2 separate regions of the Homo sapiens genome follow, and region 2 is linked to region 1. Evidence: chromatin loops called from intact Hi-C (ENCODE). Cell type or tissue: endothelial cell of umbilical vein. All regions are shown on one strand. Links, peaks and the distances in the headings refer to the core of each region. The heading gives the core; the rest is flanking DNA.

The links. Peaks named below come from ENCODE experiments on the same cell type or tissue, not always from the same donor. Only the 100,000 strongest peaks of a DNase experiment are listed, where the experiment ranks them.
Region 2: a loop joins it to region 1, with 3 times the contacts of the local background. A loop is called at or near these places in 3 of 110 quality-filtered maps.

The regions. Positions count from the first base shown.
Region 1 is chr3:100,882,716-100,898,509 of GRCh38, reverse strand. ABI3BP (ABI family member 3 binding protein) reads left to right here. Exons shown (of 68, transcript NM_001375547.2): 5 at 12,187-12,368; 6 at 12,922-12,974. Among named protein-coding and RNA genes, the nearest start is that of ABI3BP, 100 kb to the left of the region's middle. In endothelial cell of umbilical vein, for the core only: a CTCF peak has its summit at 4,727 (motif pointing left); DNase peaks (open chromatin) are centred at 4,719 and 7,249; H3K27ac peaks cover 252 bases.
Region 2 is chr3:101,553,855-101,569,648 of GRCh38, reverse strand. TRMT10C (tRNA methyltransferase 10C, mitochondrial RNase P subunit) reads right to left here and starts at 7,781. Exons shown (of 2, transcript NM_017819.4): 1 at 7,646-7,781; 2 at 3,203-4,879. The coding sequence starts at 4,867. The coding sequence ends at 3,656. RefSeq lists enhancers at 7,646-7,715, 7,726-7,795, 13,028-13,640. In endothelial cell of umbilical vein, for the core only: no CTCF peak of the experiment used is centred there; a DNase peak (open chromatin) is centred at 7,818; H3K4me3 peaks cover 1,943 bases; H3K27ac peaks cover 1,707 bases.

The sequences.
Region 1 (15,794 bases), core at 237-8,236:
TAATAAGTGCAATTAGAAACTCAGAAGGCGGGGCCAAAGGCAGTTAGGAAAGACAATTAAAAGTTGGAAAGTTGATTGGAAAAGGATGGATCTTTGATCTCACAATTGAAGCTCTTAAATCATACTTCTCAAAGTGTGGTTCCCAAAGCAAGCAGTATCAGCATGTCTTGAACTTGTCAAAAGGTAAATTCTCAGGTCCCCCTCAGACTCACTGAGTTAGAAACTCTCAAGGTGGGGCCCAGCCATTTGTGTTTTCACAAGCCTTCCAGGTGGTTTTGATGCCCACTGAAGTTTGAGAATCACTGGCTTAGAAAACTGAGGAGAGACACACAGGCAGAGATATAAGCAGAGGAAAAGCAAGTTGGAAATGAAGCTACCATTTTCTTTGGAAGAACAAATGGGAAAAATCTAAGTATATTTTTAAACTACTGCTATTTATCCATCCAACCATTTGATGCATGTATTTAGATGCATTGGATGGATATGTACTAGGCCCTGTGCTACATGCTGAACCATACTTCTAGGTTGGTTATAAAATGATGTTTGCTTATAAATATTTACTATATTAGCTTCAAAACTCAGAAACTTGCATCTAGAAAAGCATTCAAAATTTTCAAGCTTCAATCAAGGCATTTTATTTTTAAAGTTTTCTATTTTAAATACATTCAAAGTGATTTTTACATTTCAGAAGTTTTCTTATTCCTTTTTGAATAAAAAACATTTATTGAGGTATAATTTAAACACAGTAAAATGCATAAATATTAGTGTACAGTTTGAGTTATGACAAATGCCTATAACCATGTATCCAATACCCATCAGGAAACAGAAAAATTTTATCACTCTAGAAAGTACTTTCCTCCAGAAACAACCATTGATTTGATTTCTATCACCATAGATTAGTTTTGCCTACTCTAGAATTCCATATAAATGGAGTCATATAGTATGGGTTTTCTGACTGTCTTCTTTCGCTGAGCATTGAGATTCATTCATGACATTGCGGATATCAATAATTCATTCTTTTTTGTACTCCTGAGTGATAGTCTATTATGTGAATATTCAAAAGTTTATTCTCTTGCTAATGAGCACCTGAATTATGTTGTTTTTTTTTATGTATATGAATACAGACTGTATAAACATTTTCGCATAAAATTTTGGTGGACATTTTAATTTCTCTTAAACATAAGTGGAATTTCTGAGTTATAGGAAGATGTATATTACGTATATTTGATTATTTTTTGCCTAATTTTTCCATCTACATTCCCACAAGCAATGTAGGAGAGCTCTGATTGCTCCACATTCTAAAGCAGCATTTTGTGTTGTCAGCATCTTTCATTTTAGCCATTCTAGTGTAGTAGTTTTTCATTACAGTTTTGATATGTATTTCCCTTACACTAAGGCTATTGCATACTTCTTAATGTGCTTTTTGGCCATGTTTATGTTTTTTGTAGTGTTTTATTTATTTTTATTTGTCCAAATCAAACTAAAATGAAGGAATTTTTAAAGTGTTTATAAGTTCTCAAAATCACCTTTCATCTGACGTTGGGAAATCTAGACTCAAGAAAAAAATCAAATTTCCCTTCATATGCCCATGGTTCTCAAGGGATGAATACTTGGAAAAACATGTAGAAGATATTTCCAAAACCCAATTTTTTGAAAAATAATTTTGAAATGCTTCAAAGAATCTGAAATACTTTTTATTTCACCCACCACTAATCCCATGACTTATTTTGTTTGGAAAATGGACTCAAAAGAACATGCCTCCTTGTGATAATTCCGGTTCCTAATGGATTGGTCTGGGGTACTAATGCTGAGAAAATAAACACTTATGGATTGCTCTTTTTCTTTTTAAAAATTATCTTGATAAAGTTATGGAGAGAGAAAGGGAGAAGAGAGGAAGGAAGAAAGGAAATTTTGTAGTCTTACAGCAAAATGCAACCCAATTTTAAGGGTTACTCAACTTGCTTGATGAATCTGTAGGACTACTTGTTTCAATAGGTTTAGTAACCTGGCAAACTTGTGTAGCATAATTTGGAGTAATTTCTTCCTCCCGCTCTCAAGCCTCTCCTCCAATTTCACTTTGTCCTACTGACACTTCTGTAAAAGAATCTATCTGATGACCGATTCTAATTGATAGATGTTGCCATGGTTTGACAGCACCCGGAGATAATGAATATAGAGAAAGTTAGGACAGATGACCTAATGGAGCTAGGATTCTAACCCAGGCTGTTGACTCTAAGGCCCAAGCTATTCAGACCATGCATGGATCTCACCCTCACCCTCACCCCCTTGCACACGCACCCTGGCTCTACTCTTATCAAATAGATGGAATTAGGCACATCACATCACAATATTCAAAATCGATAATTTCATTTTGAATAAAGTCTTTTGAAAGATACAATAATGACAAGCAAGATATTCTTGACCAAAGTAGGGAACCATTAGGACATGAGTTGAAGGGAAGAATTAAACAGTAATGACTAAAAAGGAGTATTTGGAGTACTAGTAAATTTCATTTCCCCATGCTTCCTTTCTCCCTAATTAGCATAGTTAATAAACCGACATTTAAAGTCTTTGTGATGTTTGAGGAAAAAAATAATAGCCCCGATTTAAAAGCCTGGAAATACTGTACATATTAGAAGCATCCAAATAAATCTGCCAGAACTACAAATTAGTGTAATTAGAAGCAGACTAGACTTGGAGAAATCTACCCTCATATGTTCATGCATAATTTTTTTATAATTTAGACTAATCCAGTAGGTTAGCATAAGCAATAATAGCTAAAAATGATGGTTATATTCTGAAAATTGGAAGATTAATACAGCTAAAGTTTTACTTCAGGAGTATCTTTTTACAAAACCATTGCAATCTGAATGCACTTGGCTTGCTACAGGAACACCAATTGGTATCATTTTAATTCATTGATATTTGGTTCCCTCTGTACAGTCTCTGATTTTTTAAAAAAATGATTTACATTGGTTTGTGTAGCCTCATTTATCCTGTGCAAATAACAGTGAAATTTGTTTTTATATTTTGACTATGGACTTTGTATATCAAAGCTCTTAGGTAGTAAGTTTCCAGTTAGAAAACCCTCATTGTTTTTGTTTTGTTTTTAGCTTGGAAGTATCAATGAAATATCACTTTATCCTTTGTGGCGCATGTTTCTGTACCTATTTGCATAGGGTCTTTATGGGTCTCCCATGCTTTAAGATTCCTTTCTAAGTTCACATCGGAGAGCAGATGTGCTTCATTTACAGTTTTTATTCTTAATGGGCTTTGAATGGAAGAGTGTACCCATTTGTCTTCAATAGAGCCTCAATTTGAAAGAAAGCTTTCAAATTGGCCCTGATGAAGAGTCAACTGTTTTTAACCCAAATTTATTTCACCATTAATAGCTTATTTTTTCTTTCTCATGTTTCCAACTTGTTAAAGATTTCAAGATTGCTTTAGTTCTCACTCTTTTGCCAGCGTATTAAAGCTTTATGAATAGTTTAGAAATCACTTTCGCATTTTCTAACATTCTCATCTTGTGTTTTTTTTTTCTGTTTTTTTTTTTTTTTTTTTTTTTTTTTTTGAAGCGGAATCCCGCTCTGTCGCCCAGGCTGGAGTGCAGAGGCGCGATCTCGGCTCACTGTAAGCTCCGCCTGCCGGGTTCACGCCATTCTCCTGCCTCAGCCTCCCGAGTAGCTGGGACTACAGGCACCGGCCACCATGCCTAGCTAATTTTTTGTATTTTTAGTACAGGTGGGGTTTCACCGTGTTAGCCAGGATGTTCTTGATCTCCTGACCTCGTGATCTGCCCTCCTTGGCCTCCCAAAGTGCTGGGATTACAGGCGTGAGCCACCGCGCCCGGCCGTGTTTACTTACTCTTAACGTAGAATGAGGGCTCTCCTTTTTGGCCAGTCCAGAGCAGACTCTCTTGCCTTTTTTCCGCCCCCAAGTTTGTAAGAAGCGAGTATCTTCAGTGTCTGAATTCTCACCTGATTGACCCCAGTGCCTTGTTACCTGTCTGTCTTGCCGTGTAAGTTTTAAGCTCGGTGAAGACAGGGAGTATCTTGCCCACCGTTACTTCCTGGTCCCCCGAAGAGCATCAGGAACATAGGAGGCCCCAAGTAAATACATGCTGAATGAAATAACCAGTGAGATATCAACATTCTCACTTTTATGTGTTACCATTACCTCAAACTCAACATGACAAGATTAAACTCAGACTTTTTCTCTTGAAATATCACCTCACTTGTCTCTGTATTGCTTTCTAAAGTAGTATCATTGTCCCATTGGCTCTAATTTAAAACTTCATTTATTTTCTATTTTTCACCTACTATCGTTTATGAAGGCCCGAAGATACATTCGTTTTTCTTTTGAGATGTACCCATATCTGCATCTGTGTCTTCTCCTTGTCCATTTCACACTAATGTTCCCAATCCAAGCATGCCTCACCTTACCCTGGATTCTGGCAACAGCATCCTGGCTACATTCCCTGCTATTTTCTTCCCCCAATCTATTCTACCTTCCACAGTACTGAGGAAATCTAGACTATCCTTTATCAACTCACTCTTTCCTCATCCTGAATTTATCTTTACCTCTCTTCTCTTCTTTCCAAGAAACACAATTCTGACTTCAGACAGTGCTCATGATCCCATCTTTCCCATGTCGTCTAAGCCTTTGCTTCTCCAGTGATCCCCTCTCTCTTCCATTTGCCCTTTCACAGGCAGTGGTGCCCTGCCTCCTGCTGGCAAGCATGCTCAAAGTTTCTCTCCCTGAAAACAAAGCCTTCTGTTGATCCTGTTATGTATTCTAAGCTACTTTTCAGTCTCTTTTAATTTCCAAACTTTTCAGAGTTATGGCTCCCACATTCTGAATTCTGCACCATCTGCACAGTCCTCATCCCTTCTCACTAGTTGCCATCCCTTTTCCACTGTTCCACTGAAATGTCTCTTGGTGGTCACTAATGACCAATTAGTTACTAAACCCAGTAGAGTTTTCTCAGTCCTTATCCTTCTTAACCTATTCTTAAACTCTTTCTTTCTTTGACATTTTTATTTAGATTTTCCTCTTGCCCCTTTAACCATTTGTATTAGGGTTTCCTAGAGGGACAGGATTAATAGGAGAGATGTATATACATGAAGGGGAGTTTGTTAAGGAGTATTGACTCACAGAATCACAAGTTGAGGTTTCATAACAGGCCGTCTGCAAGCTGAGGAACAAGGAAGCCAGTCCGCGTCCCAAAACCTCAAAAGTAGGGAAGCTGACAATGCAGCTTTCAGTCTGTGGCTGAAGACCCAAGAGCCCCTGGCAAACCACTGTCATTAAGTCCAAGAATCCAAAAGCTGAAAACTTGAAGTCTGATGTTTGAGGGGAGGAAGCATCCAGCACAGGGGAAAGATGGAAGCTAGAAGACTCAGACAGTCTAGTCCTTCCAACTTCTTTTGCCTGCTTTATCCTAGCTATGCTGTCAGCTGATTAGATGGTGTCCACCCAAATGGAGGGTGGGTCTGCCTTTCCAAGTCCACTGACTCAAATGTTCATCTCTTTTGGCAACACCCTCACAGACATACCTAGGATCAATACTTGGCTTCCTTCAATCCAATCAAGTTGACACTCACTATTAACCATCACACCTTTCCTTTTCTCCTTTGCTCACTCCTTATTATATCTCCTAAATGTGGAATCATGTTCTATCTTACCTGCAGTACCCTTCTTATCTATGTCTAGTCTTTAACAATCCCCTCTATGCACAACAGTGCTTCTCAAACTTTGTGCATGCAAGTCATGTAGGGAACCTTACTAAAATGCAGATTCTGATTCAGTAGGCCTGAGAAGGAGCCTGAGAATCTGCATTTTTAAAAGCTCTCAGAAATTGCTTTTGTTGCTGTTCTACAGAGAACAGAAGTGGCAAGTATGTAAATGACTTCCAGGGTTGAATCTCTGACCTGGGCCCATTTACAAATTACTAAGAATATGTTTTCAGTTGTCCATGGAATATTTTCATCACAATAACCAGGTAACTGTGATTGGCACCTCACACTCAGACTAAATTCATACTTTCTATACTATTAAAAGAATACTTTTCCCATCACTTTATTCTCACTTTTGAAAAATCAGTTTTAACTTTTTTCGCTTTCTTTGGTACCCATATCCTATAAGGAGTCTGGTTTCATCAATTCTTTCTTAGAACTGTAACTTTAATCTGTTCTGGTTTTTATGTGTGTGTGTGATTCCTTTCCTTGTTATCTCACATCTGGAGTATACCTTGAGATGCCTCCCTCCAGTTTCTCTGTGACTTATTCTTCCACGCTGGTAATTCTAGCTTCCTTCATTACTACTCAACTTTATTTACCTACTGAGGAATTGCCACCAGCTCCCCACTGTCTAGGAAAATAAGTCATAGAATCTCTCAAGAAATATACCTCAATGCATATCTGAGTCATGCTCATGAAATGAGGTGTAAATCCAATCCACGCTGCTTTCCAGGGGCCTGGGTAGTATGTCCTGAAGTAAACGACGTCAATGGAATGGGATTTAAAATGCAGCGTGTCCATTTCTCAGCTTCAGGCTGGATAGTGCCACACCCAGCCCCAGCTCTATGCTGTGTGCTTTCCATTCTGCCTTCTTCAGTCATACACATATGCATGTCTACCTCCTTCATTAGAGTGCAAGCTCACTTTTGAAACTGCAGAATACCACTTGCTTCCATCTCACACAGAACCCAGCATTGTATTTTACAATAGTAGTTCTCAACATATAAGTGAATATGCAAGTGGGATGTCAAGAAGAGGATTTAAAAATCATCTAGCCAGTCTATTCAGCTCTTGAAGCTTCTTTGCAACATCTCCCATCCAGAGTCCACAGTGAGCATCTCCAGGGATGGCATCATAGCATGGATGTTGAAGATACAAATTCTGGTCACACTGACTTACCCGAGTTCAAAACTCTGCTCTATTATCATCTTAGTTGCTTTGCATGGGTTGCTTAAATGCTTTTAGTCTTGGTTTTCTTATCTGCAAAAGGGGGTAAGTAATATCATAGGGTTGTCAAAATTTAGTAAGATGACACATGTAAAATGGTTAATGCAGTGTCTAGCATGCAGTGAATACTCAAAATTATACTGTCTCCTGCTAGCCTTCTCATTGCTTTGATATTATTTACTTTATGTTATAATTGCCAACTTCAGGCAAGCCATTCCATTTCAGATAGCACTAATATCAGTAGAAACATTTCTTTTGTTGTACTTAAACCAGCCACCAGTGGGTGATACTATACGAAGAAAGGAGATCTTAGAAATAGTTGACCAGTTTGTGATGAGTCAGAATTCAATTCACATTTGAGAATCATGGTAAAAATAACTTGCATTTGCCTTATCATGATCCTACTGTTGAGTTAGGAAAATGTGGTTAGACAGACTCACGTTACTTTTTTCCAGAGGTAATCTCTAGATTACTGTGTCAACCCATTGCTTTCTATTTGGCTATAGATGTAAAACTACCAAATAAAAGTGGATTTTGTGGTCTACAAAAAAAAAAAAAAAGTTGACCAGTTTGAAAATTATCACGAGTCCAAAGATATTAATGACCTAAACTGGGGCTCACATGCTACCTTGGAATAGTGGAGAGGCAAGTGGAAGAGAATTCATGTAAGAAAATATACTTGGATTTGACAACTGATTGGACATGAGGGGAGAAAGGACTCTGAAGTCATCAGAAATGGGGATCACAAGAGAAACAGATTTGGAAAAGAAAATGAAGAGTAGATTTTAAGTTAGTTATGAAATTCACAGAGGATTAAGTAATTTGGTCATAAGGTTTTACTATAATAAAGAGGTCAGCCAACAGATTGCAAAGAAATAGAGACATTTTGAGTGGTAAGAAAGTGGGAGAAGACAGATTATTAAGAAATTTCATGTTAAAATATAGTGGCAGGTTTAAGAGAAAAGTACTAGTTTTAATTTTGTTGGGGTAGAATGAAAGATATCTAAACAACTTTTAGACTCGGGAAGGTCCGTAAGGAATCAAGGGAAAGGTTGGAGATCTGGTGGAATAAGGAAGTGGAATACAATTATTGAGAAGCTTATCTTTGAGAAGATGAGAATGCTTTTTCCCTTGAAATCAGAGTGGGACAAAGAGAGAATGAAGGGGAAGAGAGACCCTTTAGAGGAAGGGAATGAGGGCAGAATTTTTCTCAGTAGTTACAGTCTCAGTAAAGCAAGAAGCAACACTGACAAAGACAGTGTCAGGATGTGTTCTTTGACATGAAGAGTCAAAAATGTGGGAAATAGATGTTTTAGGAAATGTAAAAGTAGTTAATCACATAGAAATAAAAGCATTCCTGAAGGAAGTATGGAAAACCCAAAAGACAGTCAACCATGTACATTAAGCTGGGGTAGTTCGTAGAAGGACTAAGCTTAGTTTGGTGTTCAATTTCTTCACTTAGTGTAATTCACTACCAGTTACATCATAAATTCAGTTTATGGAGTTTCTACTTCTGTCTCAGGTATTTTGTTAGAATAGAATATCCAATATGTTGCTGGAATAAATTTTTAGAAACAAAGGATCTAAAAGATAGTGGAGTCCAGTCCCTCTCTGAGAAATTGATGCTTAAGAGGGTGGAGAGATGCCCCCCTCCCAAGGTCATGCTACTAGTTTGCAGCTGACTAAAATCCGAGTCAAGCTACTACCTGCCTTTCTGCTACATTTTGAGGAGCTGTGGATTTTTCAATGCTATAACAACAATTATTGGCAGTATTGAGACTATTCAGGTGGCCCAAGCACAGAATAATGCCAGTTGAACCAAATGCTACCTTCAACAGTTTCTTACCTCTTAATTAGGATATGAGATGCTCTTGTTCTTAAAATTGAAATTGCTGAAGGCAGGCTTTCTAGAAGTCTAGTCTGATGACATTCATAGACTACTACCTGTATTTTTAATAGACTTGTTGCCTCTGTGTGCACTTGTGCTCAATTTTAATCATTCACAGAAAAAGGGTCAACTAACGTTTGACAAGACTGTGACTATATGTTATGGTAAATACACATTAAAACAAAAACTAAAAAGCCTTCAATAATGTGAAATGCTGATTACTTTTGTTTTTCTTCCATTCTGGTTCATTTTTCCATCTTTTTCCATGTCTTTTGCCTAGCACCACAGTTGAAAGAGTCCAGTGCAGTACAAAAGGCATTAGATTAGGAGTCAGAAATTGGCATTTGCCTGGGTCTGTCACTGATTATCAGGGCTTAGACACTTCTTGGGCTCTCTTTTCCTTGTATGATAATTCTTTCTCTGCTCAGAGTTTATTGTATGGATTAAATGGAATAGGTAAATAAAAATCATAAGCCCTGTGCAAATGTATAATGCAGAAATTTATTGTGTTTGGCTTCAGTTTGCTTTGGTTCTGTAGGAGTGGTGCGTTATGCAATGATGTGTTGCAAAATATAATTGTAGACCTAATGGCTTAAATCAATATGTCTTTGGAATTGAATAATTGGTTACTTAGAGATATTATAGTCTAATTTTTAAATGACCCTTAGAGCACCACATATTCATTCCACAAATATTTATGGAGCACCTACTGTGTACTGGGTTATAAAGAACTGTTTATTATCATAAGACCTATATTTTGTTTTAAAATCAATGAAAATTTACTTCACCACTTTAAGTATAGTTAAGTGGCCTAATCTCTCTGCTTGAAAAAAAATGATAGTGCTATAAAACAAAATTGGAATTTGCCTATAATATACAAGTATCAACGGAGACAGTGTTGAAAAGGACAAACCTAACTAGGAGAAGAAGGGCAAAATGCCTAAGCCTTTATTTTCCTGAAAAACTTGGGATAAGAGGGTATTTCAAATGCTTTGTGATCAAAATGGAAAAGATTTACACTCTGGATTTTTAAACCATGGTGAAGTTTAGGGTTCTTTTTAAAGAACAAAACATTTCTGTCTCATTTATTTATAAGCAGGTTATGTGAGATCAAGTTGACTGCAAAGCCTTGAATCTGACCTTCAGTAGTTCTGTTAGCAACAGGACTCCTGCATCATGAAAGCAGTTAAGTCCTCAGAAATGTATCTACTAGAGATGCATAATTTTGTTGGCCCATCTGGTCTGATTTTAGCTTCTTAACATTTCTCTAAGAGCCAGGACGGGGAAAAAATAACAATAAAAATTTCATGCAGCGTATTTGTCAAGAAATGCATTTCATAAATCACTGATATTTTGACTCACAGGACACAAAGGACTTCTATTACATTCTATTACAATTCAATAATATAACATTTGTTTCCAGTAGCAGTTAGTGTTTAGGCTGGAACAGCCTCCTTCACTCATTCTGTTTTCTGCTACTTTGGAATGGGGGAATGGAGCCCTGAGCACAGCTTTCACTAGAAAGGAGCAAGCTAATCAATGATGGCAAGCCTTTCAGTGGTTTGTGCCTAGTAAGAAAGTAGGCTGAATATACAAATGCATCTCATCTCTCTCTCTATTTATTAAACTACAAACCCCCTGCTGACTTCATGGGCATACTACCTGTGCACCAGACCCCCAACTTAGAAGAGCCCAAATTTGGTTTAATGCTCTGCTGTCACTGTCTTAAGATTCCTAATAACTTTTGAACAGAGTCTACGTGTTCATTTCTTATTGAGCCCCACAAATTACGTAGCCAGTTTTGATACTCATCTCTAGATACTGGGATTGTTTTGCATCACCAAGAGCTTAGGCTTGACACTTAGAGAATGCTCAATAAATGTTTTCAGAATGAGCAAAATTCCTGATTTTTTAAAGCTTTAAATAAAAGCAAGTAACCTTAATCTTACTCCATTTAATTTTGCTGATGTAAGGAGTGGAGGAAAGGTACTAACCTTTTGAGGAAAATGTTAAGATATAAAAAAGACCCAAAAATAGTTTACCCAATGCGTATGTTTCCATCATCATAACATGGCAGCTACTATTTCATTCTATTAATTCAGTGTTTAATTAAAAATAAAAAGCAGATGAAGTTTACCTATTGACCCCATCTCAAATCCTATTTTTCTCATCACCTGCTCACTGGGAGTTAAAGCACTATCAGAAATGTTGTATCCTTTCAGTATTTGTTATCCCTTTACAGTGCCAGGAATAATATTTGGTAACATATTTCATACGTCTGAATATTTATGTAAATGATAGGAAACTATATGCACCAATCTGTAATTTGTTTTTATTTGATATTTTGTTTCTAAAATCTATCCACATTGATACATGTAGTTCTCCCATTCACTCTCATTACTGTATATAGTAGTATACTGTACTTGATCTGCTGCCCCACTTACAGCGGCTGTTTAAAGTAGAGCCAGAGGAGTCTGTCTTTGTATTTCGATTCTGCCACCGCCACTGGTAAAAGTCAGTAGCTGGGTGATATTGGGCAAGTTAAGTGAATGTTCTGAAACTCCATTTTCACATTTGTAAAATGAGATTAATAATTTCTACCAGCTAAGATGTTTTCATGACAATTAAACCAGGTAATATATGTAAAACCTAGGTTCAAAAAATAGTGATAAGGATTATTTTACACATATATATGTGTATATTTATGTATATATGAATATTATGAAGGCCTAAGTAAATACATAACAGTGATATTGAATTGGCATTAACTTTTTTTATTTGACTCTTAACTTGGCTATTGGTCTTCTTTTTAATAATAAAAACAGCTCAACCTTAAAATGCAGTACTGAATACATCTTAGTCTTAGGTTCTTTTTTTTACAAAATTGAATGATATTACCTCTAACATATCCTTCATGGATGAAAAAGCTTAAACTCATACAACTATGAAACTACCATAATAATTATAAAATGGCACCTATGTTCTACTCTATGTATAATAGAATATTATACATAGTGTAATATCTACGTTTTTTCTAGTGTTTTCCAACTTTCATCTTGCAAAGCAGCAAATAATAGAACGAGAATTCTGGAATTCCATTGGGCCAAAACTGTGCTGCTGCAAAGACTCCAACTTGCAATGAGAAATTAAAAACCTAAGCACACGTTGAGCTTATTTTTTTCATGTTCTCTGCAAATTTTTTAAAAATCGGAAGAGAAGCCAATATTAAATAGTATCCCAAGTTGGTTGAAATCTGTGATGAAGTAAGAAATTTGAAATAACATTCTGAATCCCTCTGTGATTTTAAAGCATTATATTCTGGTTATTCAACAGATTTTATACAATTCGCTATCGAGAAAAGGATAAAGAAAAGAAGTGGATTTTTCAAATCTGTCCAGCCACTGAAACAATTGTGGAAAACCTAAAGCCCAACACAGTTTATGAATTTGGAGTGAAAGACAATGTGGAAGGTGGAATTTGGAGTAAGATTTTCAATCACAAGACTGTTGTTGGAAGTAAGTACCTAGAAATGTTTGTTTCAGTAAGCTTTTATAATTTTTTTCTTAGTTACCTAATTTTTAATTATGTTATTCATTGTATAATATGAAATAAGCTAATTCCTAAGGTCTAGTATTTATGAAAATATAGAAGCAAAGAAGATATATTGAGCATTGATATTTCAGAATCTTTAGTTATAAGTGATTTTTAAAATAAGTAATAAATATTTGATGCCTCCATTGATGTCGTTGTCTATTGTATTACAGCAGTTTAAAATCAATCCCTACCTGCGAACACCAACAGAACCAGAAAAACAATAACATGTACCAATGTTCAGAATGGAAAGCTAGACCAGTAGAGATGCCCATAAAAAGACTTTCGGGAACCTTGAGCTTTCTTCCAGTCATCCCGTCATTAAAACTTCATTGGCATCAGTGTTTAAAATGATAGTGATTAAAATTATACATCCAAGTTAGAGGATGAGTTGTAGTTGTCTTCATAATGATTAGCTAGAGTTGATTTAGGAGCAAGGAGAATAAAAATAATGTTATTTTTCCCTTGTTTCATCAGGTAAAAAAGTAAATGGGAAAATCCAAAGTACCTATGACCAAGACCACACAGTGGTATGTAACAGTTTATTTTCAAGAATGTTTTTAAAAAATTGTATCTGCATTGTTAAGGAAATAGTCTTATTATAAGATACTGAAATTAGATTAACTGACTAGCTATGAAACAGTGGAGAAAGTACTTAGTTTTAGGAATTAGTTTCTTTTTCTTAATACTAAGTAAAAGCATGATTTCAAATCATCTCTGATTTGTTTGAAGTTCTAAAATTCTAAGATTCAATGTAGCTTATTCTAATATTTTAGTATTCTGGGTATTTCAAGGTTATACATATTATCTTCTGTCTATTGCTTTTTAATATAATGTTTCAAGAGCAAATTGATACATGATTTATGTACATTGCTACAGCTCAAACCTTTCCTTTCTATTTTCTATCATACCCTACTTAAAAGAGCCAGTCTTTTTCACAACAATGGAGCAACCAGTTTGATTTTGTAAAATGCCCAGTCTCTGTTCAGTTCAGACAATGTTTGCGTTTTATGAACCAGGCATTTCCCCATGAATCTAAAAACATCCTTTTCTCTGTCACTTCAGCCACTCGGTTTCTCATGCTCTCTTTCCTTCCACTTTTCAAAATCTATTCTCAGGAAGCATCATGTCTAGTATATACCACCCCACCTGGGATGACTGTAAGTCACTGTTAGAGCCACCACAGACATGTTCGCATTTCAAATCTCATACCCAGTATTTAGTTTGGTGCCAAAATAATTGCAGCTTTTGCCATTAAGAGTAACAAAGGACATTATATTACTGGGCAGACAGAGGAGGCAGTTCGGTGAGAAGAAGGGAATTTGGTCCCTAGATATTGGAAGTATCCTACAGTCAAATGAACGTGCAAAGACTATTGTGGGTGGAATTTTGCTCTCTGAGATGTGTGCTTGAGGTGTGTGGCTGAACATCTTTTTATGTCTAATTAAGGAGTCCACAGAATAGCCCCATGGATCATGTGGCCCAGTCTGGAAAAAAAATAGTAGTATATACTTCACTGGGATTAAAAACAAAAAAAGGAAGATTGGTTTTGGTAACAGAAAATAGTCTTAGATAAAGTAGAACTGACTAAAAATTAATCTGCCTAAGGCAAATGTTGTTCATGTGGTTTGAAATGGCAGAAAAGTGTGTTCATTGTGAAATTATTATCAAATAGTAATTATGAGGTTGTTACAATTTCTAGGAAAATATTTCAATGTATTTCAGATATAAATACAAAAAAGAGATTGCAGGTAAATTCCTAGGCCTGTTTTTTTTTCTCGCTCTCTTTTTTTTAACTTGTCTGTTTGGTTGGTTTTTTGTTTTTAGGTTTTGCTGCTTTTCTAATTGTCTAATACTTAAATATTTAGAATGTTAAGTGGGAAAAGAAGCATTAACAAGGTTACCTATAACAAAACTACTTATAAGGGTAGTATAAAACCATTAATAGTCTGGTAAAACTTTAGAACATCTTTTGTTTTCTAAACATGTTTTCATTACAAATTAAAATCATACTATATTTGCAATTTTCTATCTTGCTGTTTTCACTTGGTCAAAATGTTATGAACATATTTCTTATCATCAAATGCTCTTCATAAACATAATTTTAATTGCTGTGTACTGTATGATCTAAGTGCATGATTATAAGTTTCCAATTTGTAGGCATTTAAGTTACTTCTAATTGTTTTTAAATTGTGGGTGATGTTATAGTGAACACTTATGATAGGTTTATGAACACTTGTGATAAAGCTTTGTTCACAATGCTAATCATTTCCTTAAAATAGATACTTAGAAGAGGAATTAACAGTTTAGAGTTTTAACATTTTTAAGCCTTCCTAATACTATGGTCAGATTTCTTTCCCGAAAAGTGGTACTAATTTATAAACTCGCCAGCAATGTATCAGTTTATGTTGCTATAGTACCCTGATTGTCAACTTTATATATTTTCATCGCTAAATTGTTGGCTAATGTAATAGCTTATAATTGTTATCTTAATTTTTATTTCTCTGATTGCTGATAAAGCAGTAGTTTCTTCACTTATTAGCCAGTTGTATTTTCCATTTAATGACATTCTCTTGCAGTTCTTTGTTTGTTGGGCGTTTCATGGGTTCTTTTTAGAACTATATAGTCTAAGACTGTATACACTAAAGAAACATTGACCTGTTGATGATACTATCTAGAAATATTTTTCTCACATTTGTTATAGCTTAAGTTTGCTCATAGACATTTTTGAAATAGACAACTCATGAAATTTCCTTAACCAAATTATTAGATTTTTCCATTGTGATATCTCAATTGCATTATATTTTAGAAAGGCCCTCCCTCTCCAGAGAGCAGATAAATATTTCTTTCCTTTCTTTTAGTTTTATAAGTGGTTTGATTTTATAATAATTCTGTGAATTTTATTTAACTATGGTATATAGTAAGGTTCTATATTGATTAGGCTATGTATTTTTCCCCCAAATAACCAATTGGCTTAGTACTGTGTATTTATGTATTGAATTGTGCCTCTCCCTAAGTTCCCTTCATCTTTGTCTCTTAAATCCAGTCAACATTGTATAGGAAACGTAGATCTGCTGTACCTCACAGGCAAAACAGTGGGATAGAATTGCTCTTTCATCCTCTTCTAGAAAAATCCTCATTCTTTGTTGTGAATGGTTGCCTAGGAAGCATACATTGTCTCCTACCCTCTTGGCTGTCATGCTTAACCTTTCATGTGACTCCATGATATCATTTCTTTCATTCCCTCTTTTCAGCTATCATATCCCAGTAATTTGTATTTGTCTTGGCAGGATATTTCATTTAGGATGAGTTACTCAGCAAGATTGGGAAAGATGATTGACGTTTTACTC
Region 2 (15,794 bases), core at 3,239-11,238, 670 kb before region 1:
CTCTGTCCATTCTTTTTTTTATCTTTTGAGACAGGGTCTTGCTCTGTTACCCAACCTGGAATGCAATGACATGATCTTGGCTCACTGCAACCTCCACATCACACGCTCAAACGATCCTCCTGGCTTAGCCCGCCAAGTAGCTGGGACTAAAGGTGAACACCACCATCCCTGGCTAAGTTTTGTAGAGACAGGGTTTCACAATGTTGCCCAGGCTGGTCTCAAACTCCTGGACTCAAGGGATCCACCTGCCTTGGCCTCCCAAAGTACTGGGAGTACAGGTATGAGCCACCACACCTAGTCCCGTCCCTTCTTTTCGTTTTTGTTTTTTTTGAGACGGAGTCTTGCTCTGTCACTCAGGCTGGAGTATAGTGGCACAGTCTCGGCTCACTGCAACCCCCGCCTCCTGGCTTCAAGCAGTTCTTCTGTCTCAGTCTCCTGAGTAGCTGGGATTACAGGCCTGTGCCACAACACCTGGCTAATTTTAATTTTTGTATTTTTAGTAGAGCTGGGGTTTCACCATGTTGGCCAGGCTGGTCTCAAACTCCTGACCTTTGAGCCACCGTGCTCCGCCTGTCCATTTCCTTTTTTTTTTTTTTTTTTTTGAGGAGTTTTGCTCTTATTGCCTAGGCTGGAGTGCAATGGTGTGATCTCGGCTCACCGCAACCTCCACCTCCAGGGTTCAAGCGATTCTCCTGCCTCAGCCTCCCAAGTAGCTGGGATTACAGACATGCACCACCATGCCCGGCTAATTTTTTTTGTATTTTTAGTAGAGATGGTGTTTCTCCATGTTCGTCAGGGTAGTCTCGAACTTCCGACCTCAGGTGATCTGCCTGCCTCGGCCTCCCAAAGTGCTGGGATTACAGGCCTGAGCCACCACACCCGGCCTTGTCCATTCTCTTTTAAACCTACTCCAGTTGGCTTTCTTTTCAATCCTCTATTGAAATTGCTGTTGTCAAGATAATCAGCAATGTCCTCATTCCTACATTCAGTGGTCAGCTCTCAGACTTCATCTTACCTGATCTGCAGCATGAAACACTTTTTTTCATTTTGCCTCCAGGACATTTTCTCTCTTTTCTTACTGGTTGCTCTACCTCAGTCTTACTTGCTGGGTTCTTCTCATCTCTCACACCTCTAAATGTTGGAGTACCTTAGGGCTCAGACATCTGATATCTTTATCCACACAGACTCCCTAGATGGCCTCAACTAGTCTGGAGCATTTAACTAATTACATTATTAACATCTCCAGCCAGACCTTGTCTCTGAACTCCAGGCTCATATATCCAACTGACCACTTGATATCTCCACTTGGACATCTAATAGGCAACTGTAAAATGTCCCAAAGTTAACTTTGGATTACCTGCCCCCTCAAAGCTTCTGCATTTCGGTAAATAGTAACAAGTCCTTCCAGTTTCTCTAGTCAACAATCTTGAAGTCTTCCCTAAATTTTCTCTCTTACTAAACACATTCAGATCTGACTGTGTCTCACTACCTACTCTGTTACCACCCTCCTACAACCTACTATTATCTCTCACTTTTGTTACTGCAATAGCCTCCTAACTGGTCTCTCTCATAATCTATTCTCGACATAGCCAAAGTCATCATTTTAAACTGAATCCAATTTGGGGTGGGGTGGGGCAGGTGGGAGGAGAAGAAGACAAGAGGAAGATCCCCAAATGGGGCGGTGGTAGCAAGTGGGCAAGAAAAGACAACAAGAATCAGAGACAGAGGAAGAAAAGAAATCATCCAAGGAGGGGAGGGAAAAAAAAAATCACCCATCTGAGATCTATATCTGGGCTGGAGGAAAAAGTTTGTTACGTGTTTTCACAAAGAATAAATATACAAAACCATGGGGGTGGGGGGTGGAGAATGAGTCAGATCCTCTGATCCTCTGGTAAAAACCAAAGTTCTTACGGTGGCTTAAGATGCCTTACTTGACAGACCTAGCTACTCCTCTGACCTGATCTTCAGCTCTTTTTACTCATTTTGCTTCAGGCGCACCAGCCTTATTGGACCTTGAACCCTCTCTCAAGGGCTTCTGACACTTGTTCCTTTTGCTTGGAATTCCCTTCCCTCATATCTTCATAGCTTACTCTCACTTCAAGTCTGTGGAGATGTCACCTTGTCTGTCTTTGGGCAAATTAAGAAAGGAATACCTCCTTAGTGGATGCAGTCTTTTAAGCACATGGCCTAAAGGCAGACAGTCTTTGTATGAAGAAATGGCGTCTCTTCCTTCTAGCAAATGCAACCCTGCAACAGGGCATCATTCGGGGTTCTAAAATTCCAGCTACTTGGGAAACTGAGGCAGGAGGCTTACTTGAGCCCAGGAGATTGTGGCTGCAGTGAGCCATGATCACACCACTGCACTCCAGCCTGGTTTACAAGGTGAGACTCCATCACAAAAAAAGAAACAGAAAGAAAAGAAATGCATTGGACGTTTATGCCAATTTCCAATTCAGAAATTGGGAATAGTTGCCTATATCATTCCTATTTCCCATGTTTTCAAAAACTTTATTTTTAATTTCTCAGACAGGGTCTCTCTCTGTTGCCCAGGCTATAGCACAGCAGCACAATGTTGGCTCACTTGCAACCTCCACCTCCCAGGCTCAAGTGATCCTCCCACCTTAGCCTCCCAAGTAGCAGGGACTACATGCACACACCACCACACCTAGGCTAATTTTTGTATTTTTTTTAGAGATGGGGTTTCACCATGCTGCCCATGTTGGTATCAAACTCCTGGGCTCAAGTGATCAGCCTGCCTTGGCATCCCAAAGTGCTGGGATTACAGGAGTGAGCCAATGCACCAGACATAAATCCCTTTTTCTGTAAGAGGACAAGAAATCAGTTTTATCCCTGTGAACCCGTTTTTCATAGTTGTATAGAAAACCCCCCACAAAGTCCTTTTTCCTATTTTCTCACTCAACAAGCAACACAGAAGACCTCTGTGACCAAATGTCGGGGAATTTCTCAACACACAAGCTATCAGTTCTGCAGTGGACACCAGCTAGGTGTTCTGTAATTCAATTCAGACGCTATCTACCTGGAGATAGTGTCAGAGCCCACAGATTGAGGGCCTGGTCCCCAAAACTACTCCCTTCTCCCACCAGAAACAAGTTGCAAATCTGGGCCTACAGAACTTCTGACTGGCTTCAAGTTGGGGTACCAACTCCTTCTCTTGATTAATTTGCTTGAATGGCTCATAGAATTGAAGGAAACACATTTACCAGTTTACTGTAAAAGATATTACAAAACATACAGACAAAGAGATGCACGGGGAAAGCTATGGGGGAAGGGGTGCAGAGCTTCCAAGCCCACCCCAGGGCACCACCCTCTAGGAACCTCCATAAAAAAGTCTACCAATGGTACAACTATTTAACTGGGATAAAGATTATTCTGTTCAACAATCTTGGACAACTCTTTTTATTATCTTTCTACAGTAAACAAAGTATAATCCCAAAGTTCTGCAGATATTTAATTGGGAAAAGACACAACCCTACAGTCAGTTGGGAAAGACTACCTTTAGAAGAGAAAAATGAATTGTTTGGGAAGAAATACATTAACAGAACTGTATTTCTAACGCATTTACTTTTTAAGCCATCAAATGTTCTCATTTGAGCCACGTGTTCTGTGCACATTCAGAGAACCTTTTGAAAATGAATTAAGTCTTTGCCTTCTTTAGTCTGTTGATAAACTCTTGAGAATGCTGAGAAATCTCCAGAAAACCAGTATGTTTTCTCTTGGGAACGAATTGCAGAGCCTCTTGCCAATTACCATTGTTTTTCAGACATAACAAAATACGTATCATTTGATCTAAGGTGAGATTTTTGTTACCAATTTCCCATTGTAAATATTTATCTAATGGAAGGCATTCAGTTGCCAGGTTCAGCCGTTTTGCCTTGGCTAGGGATGTGCCTGGCTGCATACTCTTATCAACAAAAGACCCAATTACATAAACTTTGTCATGCCTGAAAGTAGTCATAACATTGGGAGAATCTGCAGTTAAATAGATAATACTGTCCTTTGGAAATAAATCTACATGAGACTTTTCTGTTGATGTTAAAAGCAATTTGTCCCATTTTTCTTGATACCGTTTAACTAACTCTCTGTGCAAAGCACCATCTATTTTTAGATTGCAGAAATAAATATGGAAAGGATCAACATTTCTTCTGTTCCATCCTTCACTTTCTAAAAGCTGGGAAACAGTATTCTGCAATTCTTTTCGTTTCATATAATTTTCGTAAGCCATGTCAAAAACCAAAGGTTGTCCAAACTGCATGGCCTGGGCACCCTTCCAGCCCATTGCTATGTCCATATTCCTATCCCAAAGTCGTAAAAATAGAAAGTTTTTCTGTTTATCTTCCTCAGTGGTTTCTAGCAGCTTGATATTTTTTGCTTCTTCCCTTGCTGCTGCTTTCATTTCCTTTTTTATTTGCCTAGCTTTTTTCACTTTTTCCTTCGTATATAAATATTTTAAATATTTTTTTTTTGCTGTGTTAGAAACACATTCCATAAGGGTTTTGAGCTCTTCTTCAGTGATGTGTTCTGGTACTTCTCTGCCAAGCAATCTCCACATCTCAATGAACTCTCTGGTGGCAGCTAGAGGATCTTCATCCTTACTGCTTGAGATTGTTGAAACACATTCTTCTTGCACACTAGATTTCATGGTAGTTTTCCACTTATCCAACTCTAGCTCTTCAGAAGGGGGTGTACTCTCATTTTTAGGATAAGTAACAGCTGGTATTTTGGAAGACATGTATCTCTGCAAAATTGTTAAGTTATTTCTCTTCCTATGAAGGGTAAATGGCACCAAAAACCTGGTGAAAGGTCTGAAGAAATTGACACTAACACTCATTTTGAGGAAAGCAGCCATGTAACAAAACCCCTGTAAAAGAAGAAAAATGCAATTAAAAATTAGACAAAGATTTTTATAACTTCTCAACTAATTGTGCAAGTATAAATTTGAAATAGCAAAATAAAATCAATTTTTGAAACACAAGGTAAAATCTTTGTACCAATTTTTTTCCTAGACTCCTGTGGTCTACAGCCTGTGATCACTCATTGAGTAAAAAGTTTAAAACTTAGTTGGGTTCTTGGCCGGGCGCAGTGGCTCATGCCTGTAATCCCAGCACTTTGGGAGCCTGAGGTGGGTGGATCACCTGAGGTCAGGAGTTCAAGACTAGCCTGGCCAACATGGTGAGAAACCCCATCTCTACCAAAAATACAAAAATTAGCCAGGTATGGTGGCAAGCACCTGTAATCCCAGCTTCTCGGGAGGCTGAGGCAGGAGAATTGCTTGAACCCGGGAGTTGGAGGTTGCAGTGAGGCGAGATTGTGCCACTGCACTCCAGCCTGGGTGACAGAGTGAGATTCTGTCTCAAAAAAAAAAAAAAAAAAAGTTGGGTTCTTATTTTAGACATGAATTTCACTATTGCTTTAGCTAAAAGGATAAGTTGAAGATCCTTTTTAGATTTTTATCTAGGGGCCCAGAGAATCAATGTTACTGGGCAACAAAGTTATGTACCACCGAGGCAGCTGACATCATGATGCTGCATACTCCTCCATTCTACACTAAGCCCAGATACAGAACCAAACATAAGATCCTTCACAAAAGCAACAAATAAAGACAAAGGACATGAAAGGTACTGAGAATGGCAACAGGTAAAAAGCACTTAGAAACTGCTGTACCAATGCCCTCGTTACAGAAATATACCAAGATCTACTGATCAAAAAATAGCAACAAATTCTTCCCCAGTTCAGGCTTTATTTTGCAGCAAATAATGTTATTAACAAAGAAAATGTCCAAGATTGAGACAAATGTATATAAATGTATATAAAGCTCCACAGTTTTATCCTAAAAGCCTGGATGTCCATGAGATATTGAAGATGCTTAAAGATGTAAAACTTGTCTCAAATTTGAAGGAAAAGAAATAAAGGGAATTCAAATTTTTACAAAATGCAAATAAAACACTTGAAAAATTCCTTCTTCCCTTGGCTTCATTTAATGACCCTGCACAGGCTCCTAGGTTTCCTGCTCTCTGACCTGTGCACTGATGTCCAGATGCCCCTCCCTTAAAGGTGGATGTAACTCCGCATTCTATCCTATTCTTTTTTTTCAATCTATACATTTCCCTTCTGAGATGTGACCTACTTCTGTGGCTTCAATGACCATGCATTAGAAAGACATCTCAAATGCAGGCCGGGTGCAGTGGCTCACTCCTGTAATCCCAGCACTTTGGAAGGCCGAGGAGGGAGGATCGCTTGAGGTCAGGAGTTTGAGACCAGCCTGACCAACATGGCGAAACCCTGTCTCTACTAAAAATACAAAAATTAGCCAGGTGTGGTGGCGCATGCCTGTAATCCCAGGTACTCGTGAGGCTGAAGTGGGGCGATTCTTCTACTTCCCAGGTACTCGTGAGGCTGATGTAGAAGAATCGCTTGAATAAGGGGGGCGGAAGTTGCAGTGAGCCGAGATTTTGCAACAAAATCTGTTGCAGTGAGCGACAGAGTAAGACTGTCTCAAAACAACAAAAACAAACAAAAAACACCTCAAACGCAACAAATCGAAATAACCCCTCTACCTTTGCTTCACAATCTGATCCTCCTTCAATGTTCTGTTTCAAGGGATATTGCTATCCATTGGTATTGTTCCCAACATATATTTCTAAGCTTATTGCGGCCAGGTCAGCAGCATCTCTAGCTATTCTTCACCTCACACTTCAAGTATTCCACCATTACTTTTCACAGCACTCTGGTGCCTATGACAGTACTTCTAACACTGCACTGTAATTGCCTGGTTATCTATTTGCCTCACTAGATGGTAAGGACTAACTAGTGTCCATGAGGACAAGGACTTTGTCTATAATGTTAACATTGAATCCAATGCTTGACAGTATTTGGCTCACAGTAATCACGCAAATATTTTTCTAATACCCTAGATCGATGCTTCCTTCATTAAAAAAAAAAAAAAGAAAAAAAAAGTTCAGCCTCCCTTTATTATTTTTTTTGAGACGGAGTCTCGCTCTGTCACTCCAGGCTGGAGTATAGTGGCGCGATCTCGGCGCAAGCTCCGCCTCCCAGGGTTCACGCCATTCTCCTGCCTCAGCCTCCCGAGTAGCTGGGACTACAGGCACCCGCCACCACGCCCGGCTATTTTGTATTTTTAGTACAGACGGGGTTTCACTGTGTTAGCCAGGATGGTCTCGGATCTCCTGACCTCGTGATCCGCCCACCTCGGCCTCTCATTGTGCTGGGATTACAGGCGTGAGCCACCGCGCCCGGCTCAGCCTCCCTTTAAAGAGAAAACAATTTACTTTAGAATCCCGGAAATATTTAACTGGGGTCCCCAGGCCCCAATCTAATAAACATTGATTTCAGAAGGAGTTTTAAAAGTTTTATTCTTGTAACTGGCAAGGACTTAGAATACCACAGAAATGAAAACCCCAATTGTAAAAAGCAATCAAGTACATCATTTCAGGAACCACTGATTTTGTTTCAGGTACTGTACTAGTTATAGTTTATTAAAATCACTGGGCTTCCTCTTACCCGTGGGCCTTCCGAACGCACATGCTCCACTAAGTGCATCTTGGAACGTCTCCGGCGTCCTCCCACCCCCAACACACACATTAGGCGAAAGAAGAAACTCGCTTACCAGGAGTGCAGAGATAGTGGTTCCCGCTGGCGCAAAGAACAGGGACCCTGGAGGACGAAGGACTCCGACGTACGGACGCCCAGGGATCCGCGCCGAAGCTAGCACGCAGCCTACCCAACAGTCTACACAGCCGACCAGAGCGGTCGCTGGGGCTCAGCCGGAAGTTCCGCCCTCTCCCTTCCGGCGCTGCTTTTTACGTCACAGCACGCAAAGAACGCTTTCTTGGCTAAAAGAAGCGCCTTAGAGGAGACGGCTGTCAGTAGGCAACTGGGTACTCGAAGACTACGCTCTCAGTTGTCACGGAGTTGTAGCTGTGTTGTGTTGTGTTTTCCTCCATATATCCTAAAAACTTCTTCTGGGCCGGGCCAGTTGGCTTACGCCTGTTATCCCAGTGCTTTGGGCGGCCGAGGCGGGCGGATCACTTGGGGTCAGGAGTTTGAGACCAGCCTGGCCAACATAGTGAAACCCCGTCTCTACTAAAAATACAAAAATTAGCCAGGTGTGGTGGCGCGCGCCTGTAATCCCAGTTGCTCGGGAGGCTGAGGCAGGAGAATCGCTTGAACCTGGGAGGCGGAGGTTGCGGTGAGCTGAGATCGCGCCACTGCACTCCAGCCTGGGCGACAGAGCAAGACTCTCTGTCTCAAAAAAAAAAAAAAAAAAAAAAAAAAACTGTTTCTAATCCTCTTTTCAACCTACTCTCTGTTTGGGCCCTGTATTTATAAACATTTGCTGACAGAGTACTAAAATAAAGTATGTTTTTTTCACACGTCTTCTTACTCAGCTTCAAACTCCTTGACGCTAGGACTTTAAACTCCTAATCTTTTTGACCAGTTTATCACCAGTACCTGGCACTATGCTTGGAACGTGATAAGCCACGGTAAGTTTCTGTCTCCTCCTAGCTCATTTGGAAAGTTTAATGTGAAATGAAATTAAAACACATTTGTAAATTGGTGGCCTTTGGGGCCAATTCAGCCTCCACATATATTTGTAACCAAACACAGAATGAACATATTCTGCAGCCATTCTACTCCTAGTAATATACCCAAAGAAATTGAAAGCAGAGACACAAACAGACACTTGTACTCTAATGTCATTGTAGCATTATTGATAATAACCAAAAGGTGGAAGCAACCCAAATATCCATGAACAGATGAATAGATTAAAAAATGTTGCATGTACATACAATGGAATATTATTCAGTCTTAAAAAGGAATGAAGTTCTGATACATGGTACAACATGGATAAACTTTGGAGGCATTATACACTGAGATAAGCCAGGCACAAAAGGACAAATATTGTATAAGTCCACCTATATGAAGTGCCTAGAATAGTCAAATCATAAAGAAAGAAAGTAGAATAGTGTTTACCAGGGGCTGGGGAAAGGGAAGAATGGGCAGTTACTGTTTAATAGGTATGAATTTTCAGTATGGGATGATGAAAAAGTTCTGGAGATGGATAGTAGTGATGGTTGTACAAGAACGTGAATGTACTTAATGCCATTGAACTGTACACTTGAAAATGACTAAAATGGAAATGTTTATATTGTATATAGTTTACTAAAATAAAAGAAGGTAGGCATAGTCTTTTCCAAATGATTTTAAAAAACGAGATCTTGTCTAAGAGACTGATTACTATCATGTTAGAAAGGTGAGGTGGTGATAGCAAAATAATCATGAGTTTACTCCCAAACATGGAAAAAAATCAAGAATAAATATCGTCTAGTAGTTATAACAAATAGCAGTGTAGAGGTTATTTTTTCTTGTTCCTGTTCTTTAAAGAGATACATCTGAAGTTTTTCCATTAATATTTTATGAAGGTTTTTGCTATATGATCTTTGTCAAGTAAAGGAAATTTCATTCTGTTAAGTTTACTAAGATTCTTTATGTGAAAAATCTTTGGAAGTGTTTCTATAAATATAGCAGAACATAATTTATTCAATATGTCTGGGATCTGACCTATTCTAGATTAAGAATATTTCCAGGTTTCAGACATCTTACCTCCAACAAAAAGCACAGTGATTTTCAAAATACGTTTTTTTGTTTTTTTTTTTTGAGACGGAGTCTCGCTCTTTCACCCAGGCCAGAGTGCAGTGGCGCGATCTCGGCTCATTGCAAGCTCCGCCTCCCGGGTTTACGCCATTCTCCTGCCTCAGCCCCCGAGTGGCTGGGACTACAGGCGCCCGCCACCGCGCCCGGCTAATTTTTTGTATTTTTAGTAGAGACAGGGTTTCACCGTGTTAGCCAGGATGGTCTCGATCTCCTGACCTCGTGATCCGCCCGCCTCGGACTCCCACAGTGCTGGGATTACAGGCGTGAGCCACCGCGCCCGGCCTCAAAATACATGTTTTGGCATAGAAAAATAGCTTGTAATATGGGATGTAAGGTATCAAAAAAATAAAAAATAAATTGTAGGCCAGGAGCAGTGGCTCATGCCTATAATCAGCATTTTGGGAGGCCAAGGCAGGCAGATTGCTTGGGCTCAAGAGTTCCAGACCAGCCTGGCCAACGTGGTGAAACCCTCTCTCTACAAAAAATACACAAAAAAAGAAAAGAAAAAGAAATAAATTTTAAAAGCAAGGAAATATATAAAAACCCATAAGACAATGTCACATAAACACTAGAATTGAAAAACTAGAAGGTCTGAATGCTCTCTCTTGGCTCATATTTCTTCTTGGAAACAATGGTTAGACCTAAATAAAGGCTGTTTTGTAGTCAAGGCACCCACTCTCCAGTTCCCCAGAGCTTATTCCACCACATGTTATCTTTTCTACACTGGTGCAAATGTCATTTGCCATGTATTTTGCCTGCACTGTTTATTATATAATAGAGAACGATTTCTCTATACCAACGTCTCTTTCAAGAGTTGGAAGACAAAGCATGGATTCAAAGATTTAGGTGTTACTTACAAAGTAGAGAACTCTTGTATTTGATTCTCTGCTCTACCTTCAATGTCTACAACAGTGCTTGGCAAGTATCGGAAACTCAATAATAATTTGCTGATGAATGAATACTAAATAGATCAGGTAAGTGATGTTAGTGGCTTGGACAACAGTGGTGGCAGTAAAGGCAAAGAAAAGGGGGAATATTTGAAAGATATTTAAGAGCTGGACATGACAGAATTTGGTGATCAATTTGGGAGAGAAGGAGAGGAACAAGTCAATAGTCTGGTTTGAGCACCTGGGCAGACAGTGAAAAGGAGTATATGGTGTGAGGGCAGAGATGGTAAGTATAGTGTTAGACATGCGGCTTTTCATCTCTCTTCAAAATAGCCAAATGATATCTCCTTTAGGATATTTGGCAGTTGGCTGTATGGGTCTAGAGTTTAGGTGAAAGAAGAATGCACCAAAGATACATATTTGAGAGTTATTAACATAGAGTCTGTGAAACCATATGGGTGGAAGAGATTACCTAGGGCTTGGGTAGAGAACAGGAATGGACAAAAGAAACTGAAAATAAGCAGCTAAAGAGATGGGAGGAAAACAACCAGAATATGACATAGAAATCAAGGAAAAGGTGTTTTCAAAGACAAGTGGATGGGTAACAGGGTCAAATATTGCCTAGAGATCATGCAATGCAGACTGAAAAGTATCTACTAGATTTAGCAATACAAGGGCCACTGGGACCTTCATTGTGAGGTTTGGGGGCTTTAGCCAGATGAGAGTGAATAAGGAATGAGGAGATTATGAGAAAATAGAATCAGCAAGTTTAAACATTTCTATGAAATTTGTCTAAAGAAAAGACAGCGTGCTCAGTCCCTGGATGTGGAGTCCAGGAAAATTTTCTTCATTATTATTATGTTAGATTGGGAGAGGCCTGACATTTTAAATGCTGTTAGAATCATCAGCAAAGGGGTAAGAGAAAGAAAGGATAATGGGATGGGTAGACTTCCTGAGAAGATTAACAGAGATGGTATATAGAGGAGAGATGCTATTTAGAGGAGAGATGGAGAGATTGGTTTCGTATAAGAGGAAGAAATACCACTTTCATTGTAACAAGAAGAAAGGAAGAAACTTAAGGTGGGTATGGAGGACAATTTATAGACATGATGGCTATAATTTGATACAGTTCGCATTCTCTGTGAAAGAGGTAGACAGACTACCTCTGCGGATACTAAAGATTGGGTGAAGGTTTGTTATTGTCATAAAGAATAACATATAACAAATGTACAGAAACAGAAAGTAGAATGGTTGTTACTGTGGAGTCCTAATTAGGGAAAAGGAGTCAGGCTGGCGGGACCAGAGGAAAGCAAAGAGATAAAGCAAATAAGCTATAAATATGCCTGTCTTCACGGTTCAGGACATATAAACAAAAAAGGAAGAGGATGAATTATAGGTCTGTTTTTCTTTATGCCCAAGGACATATTGCCCAATACATATGGCCCTCCTACTCAGATAATGTACGTAACTCAAAAACTTACTGCTTACCAACAAACGCCTCAATTTATCAAACATCTCAGCTGACAAAAGAAAGCAAGTTATGCTGCCAGTGCATTGGCATTATCAATCAGCCCAAGTTCTATGTTATAAAATCTCCAGCTAATCTTTGTCTCTTTGCAGTCGGCTCCTCTTTTGCAGCCTTCCGGTTGCTTTATTGCAATGTATTTTCCTACTTTCTTTCTCTCTCTCTCTTTTTTTTTTTTTTTGAGAGGGAGTCTCGCTCTGACACCAGGCTGGAGTGCAGTGGTGCGATCTCAGCTCACTGCAACCTCCGCCTCCTGGATTCAAGCGATTCTCCTGCCTCAGCCTCCCGAGTAGCTGGGGCTACAATCATGCGCCACCACGCCCAGCTAATTTTTGTATTTTTAGTAGAGACGGGGTTTCACCATGTTTGCCAGAATGGTCTCAATTTCTTGACCTTGTGATCTGCCTGCCTCAGCCTCCCAAAGTGCTGGGATTACAGGCGTGAGCCGTGCCTGGCTTTTCCTACTTTCTTTAATAAATTTGCCTTTCTTTACAAGCGTTTTTGGTAAATTCTTTTACTCCAGAGCCACCGGCCCAGATAGTTGTCCCTGCCACCCCCTGTGACAGTTACCAGGAATGGTGGAGTTGTTTAATGAGTTTCAGATATGCAAGATGAAAAAGTCCTGGAGATCTGTTGCATAGCAATGTAAATATAGTTAACACTACTGAACTGCACACTCAAAAAATGGTTAAGATGGTAAAGAAAGAAGTATGAGTTGACTAGTGAGACAGCCATGATATCAGGCAGTGCTAATAGTCTAGTTCAGTTTGGGGATCATGAATTTATAGTGATACCAATCTGTGTTACGTGATCTTTCTCCCTATTTTGCTAATGCTGCTAAGGGCTAAGATGGCTGGGTAAAACTCAGTTTACAGAAGGGGAGTGGTGTAAAGTTGTTAAATATTTTGGTATAGGGGAAGAAATATGACTATCTATCTTCCCTTCATGAGTTCTTAGCTGAGACTCTCTGTAACAAAAGACAGATTGAACAAGAGAAAAACAAGTTTAATAACTTGTATACCTCTTGTATGCATGGGAGATAACCCAGAGAGATGAGTAAATCTTAAAAAATAAAAATTAACAAAAAAAGATTTTAAACTTCAGGGTTGAATATTATCATTTTCTGAAAACAACAACAACAACAACAACAACAAAGAAGGATGTGGAGACAGATTCAGTTAAGTTGAGATGACCAGCAAAATTACCTTAAACGGAGATAAGGTTTGTTATGCAGATTTCAGGTGATTCTGCCTTGATTGTTTAAGAGTCTCTAGTGATTTAGGGCCAGACTGGTGGCTCATGTCTGTAATGCCAGCACTTTGGGAGGATGCGGTGGGCTGATCACCTGAGCTCAGGAATTTGAGACCAGCCTGGCCAACATGGCAAAGCCCCATCTCCACTAAAAATACAAAAAAAAAAAAAAAAAGATTAGCTAGACGTGGTGGTGCATGCCTGTAGTCCCAGCTACTTAGGGGACTGAGGCAGGAGAATTGCTTGAACCCAGGAGGCAGACATCATGCCACTGCACTCCAGCCTGGGCAACAGAGTGAGACTTCATGTCAAAAAAACAAAAAGTGTATCTAGTGATTTAATAATCAGTGTCTTCTTGGTGCAGAGAGGGAGACATCCTTATCAATGGAGATTTCCTTTATTGAGATAAAAGGACAACTTTTCATAGCTGCTTCTGTGTCTGCAGCTTCCCAGAATAACTAGATCAGAATAATCAATATGTCAAAGAGGCATATTTTAGGGTGATGTGTTCTAGTCTCCTATGGTCATATTTTGGGTTGGTGTATCCTGAGCCCCATCATCAGCATCAGAGTGGCTGCAGGAGTGGTCTGTAGAGTCTATAGGAGATCAAAATATACCATCCCCAAAAATGTCTCTCTGGTGTAAGGATTATTTTGAGCTGAAGACAATTAATAAAAAGCAGACATAACATGAGCTCTCTGCCCTCTCCTATCTGCCTGAGAGTAAAACATACATTTCCTCTTGTGAAGGTGTTCCTCCCACCACTCACACACTTAATGAAGTTGTTGTCACGGGGTTAGCAAGAATAATGGACAGAAATACAATTATAATTAAGCATTAATCAAGCTGCACTTTGACTCACTTCCTCATAACCAAAAGTTACATAGCACCAGATTTGCATCCCCATTGTTCCTATAAATAGAATTTCTGATGTTAAAATCATAAAGTTTTTAAGATAGGTAGGAGCTCTGATATTAGAATCATAAGAATTTTATTTAAAAAGTGCTTGGCCAGGCATGATGGCTCACCCCTATAATCCCAGCGTTTTAGGAAGCTGAAGCAGGAGGATCACTTGAGTCCAGGAGTTTGAGACCACCCTGGGCAACATAATGAGATTCTGTCTCTATAGGAACTAAAAAAAATTAGCTGGGCATGGTGGTGCATGCTTGTAGTCCTGTTACTGTTGGAAGGTATCTGAGTTACCGGCAGCAGCGACTTTGTATGGGTCTGCAGCAACTTCAATTCTTGTCTCCTCAGAAGAAAGATTTCAACTGAGGAGCAGAAGGCAGAAGAAGAGACAGAGGTGAGTTTCAGAGCAGGAGTGGAAGTTTATTTTAAAGGCTTTAGAACAGGAAAGAAGGAAAATTCACTTGGACGAGATCCAAGTGGGCACCTGAAGGTCAAGTGTGGTGTTTAATCTTGATCCTAGGACTTTATAGGTGTGTTAGTCTGTTTTCATGCTGCTGATAAAGACATACCTGAGACTGGGCAATTTACAGAAGAAAGAGGTTTAATGGGCTTACAGTTCCATGTGGCTGGGGAGGCCTCACAATCATGGCAGAAGGCAAAAGTCACTTCTTACATGGTGGCAGCAAGAGAGAGCTTGTGCAGAGAAACTCCCATTTTTAAAACCATCAGATCTCATGAGACCCATTCACTATCATGAGAACAGCGTAGGAAAGACCCACCCCCATGATTTGATCATCTCCCACCATGTCTCTCCCACAAGTGGGAATTATGGGAACTACAAGATGAGATTTGGGTGGGGTCACAGAGCCAAACCATATCATTCTGCTCCTGGCCCTTTCCAAATCTCTGATCTTCACATTTCAAAACCAATCATGCCTTCCCAACAGTCCCCCAAAGCCTTAACTCATCTCAGCATTAACTCAAAAGTCCACAGTCCAAAGTCTTATCCAAGACAAGGCAAGTTCCTTCTGCCTATGAGCCTGTAAAATCAAAAGCAAGTTAGTTATTTCCTAGATACAATGGCGGTACTGGCATTGGGTAAATACAGCCATTCCAAATGGGAGAAATTGGCCAAAACGAAGGGGCTATAGGGCCCCTGCAAGTCCAAAATCCAGCAGGGCGGTCAAATCTGAAAGCTCCAAAATCATCTCCTTTGACTCCATGTCTCACATCCAGGTCATGCTGATGCAAGAGGTGGGTTCCCATGGTCTTGGGCAGCTCCGCCCCTGTGGCTTTGCAGGGTAAAGCCTCCCTCCTGGCTGTCTTCACAGGGTGGCATTGAGTGTCTGCAGCATTCGAGATGCATGGTGCAAAGCTGGCAGTGGATCTACAATTCTGGGGTCTGGAAGACAGTGGCCCTCTTCTCATAGCTCCACTAGGCAGTACCCCAGTAGTAGGGACTCTGTTTGGGGGCTCCCACCCCACATTTCTCTTCTGCACTGCCCTAGCAGAGGTTCCATGAGGACCCC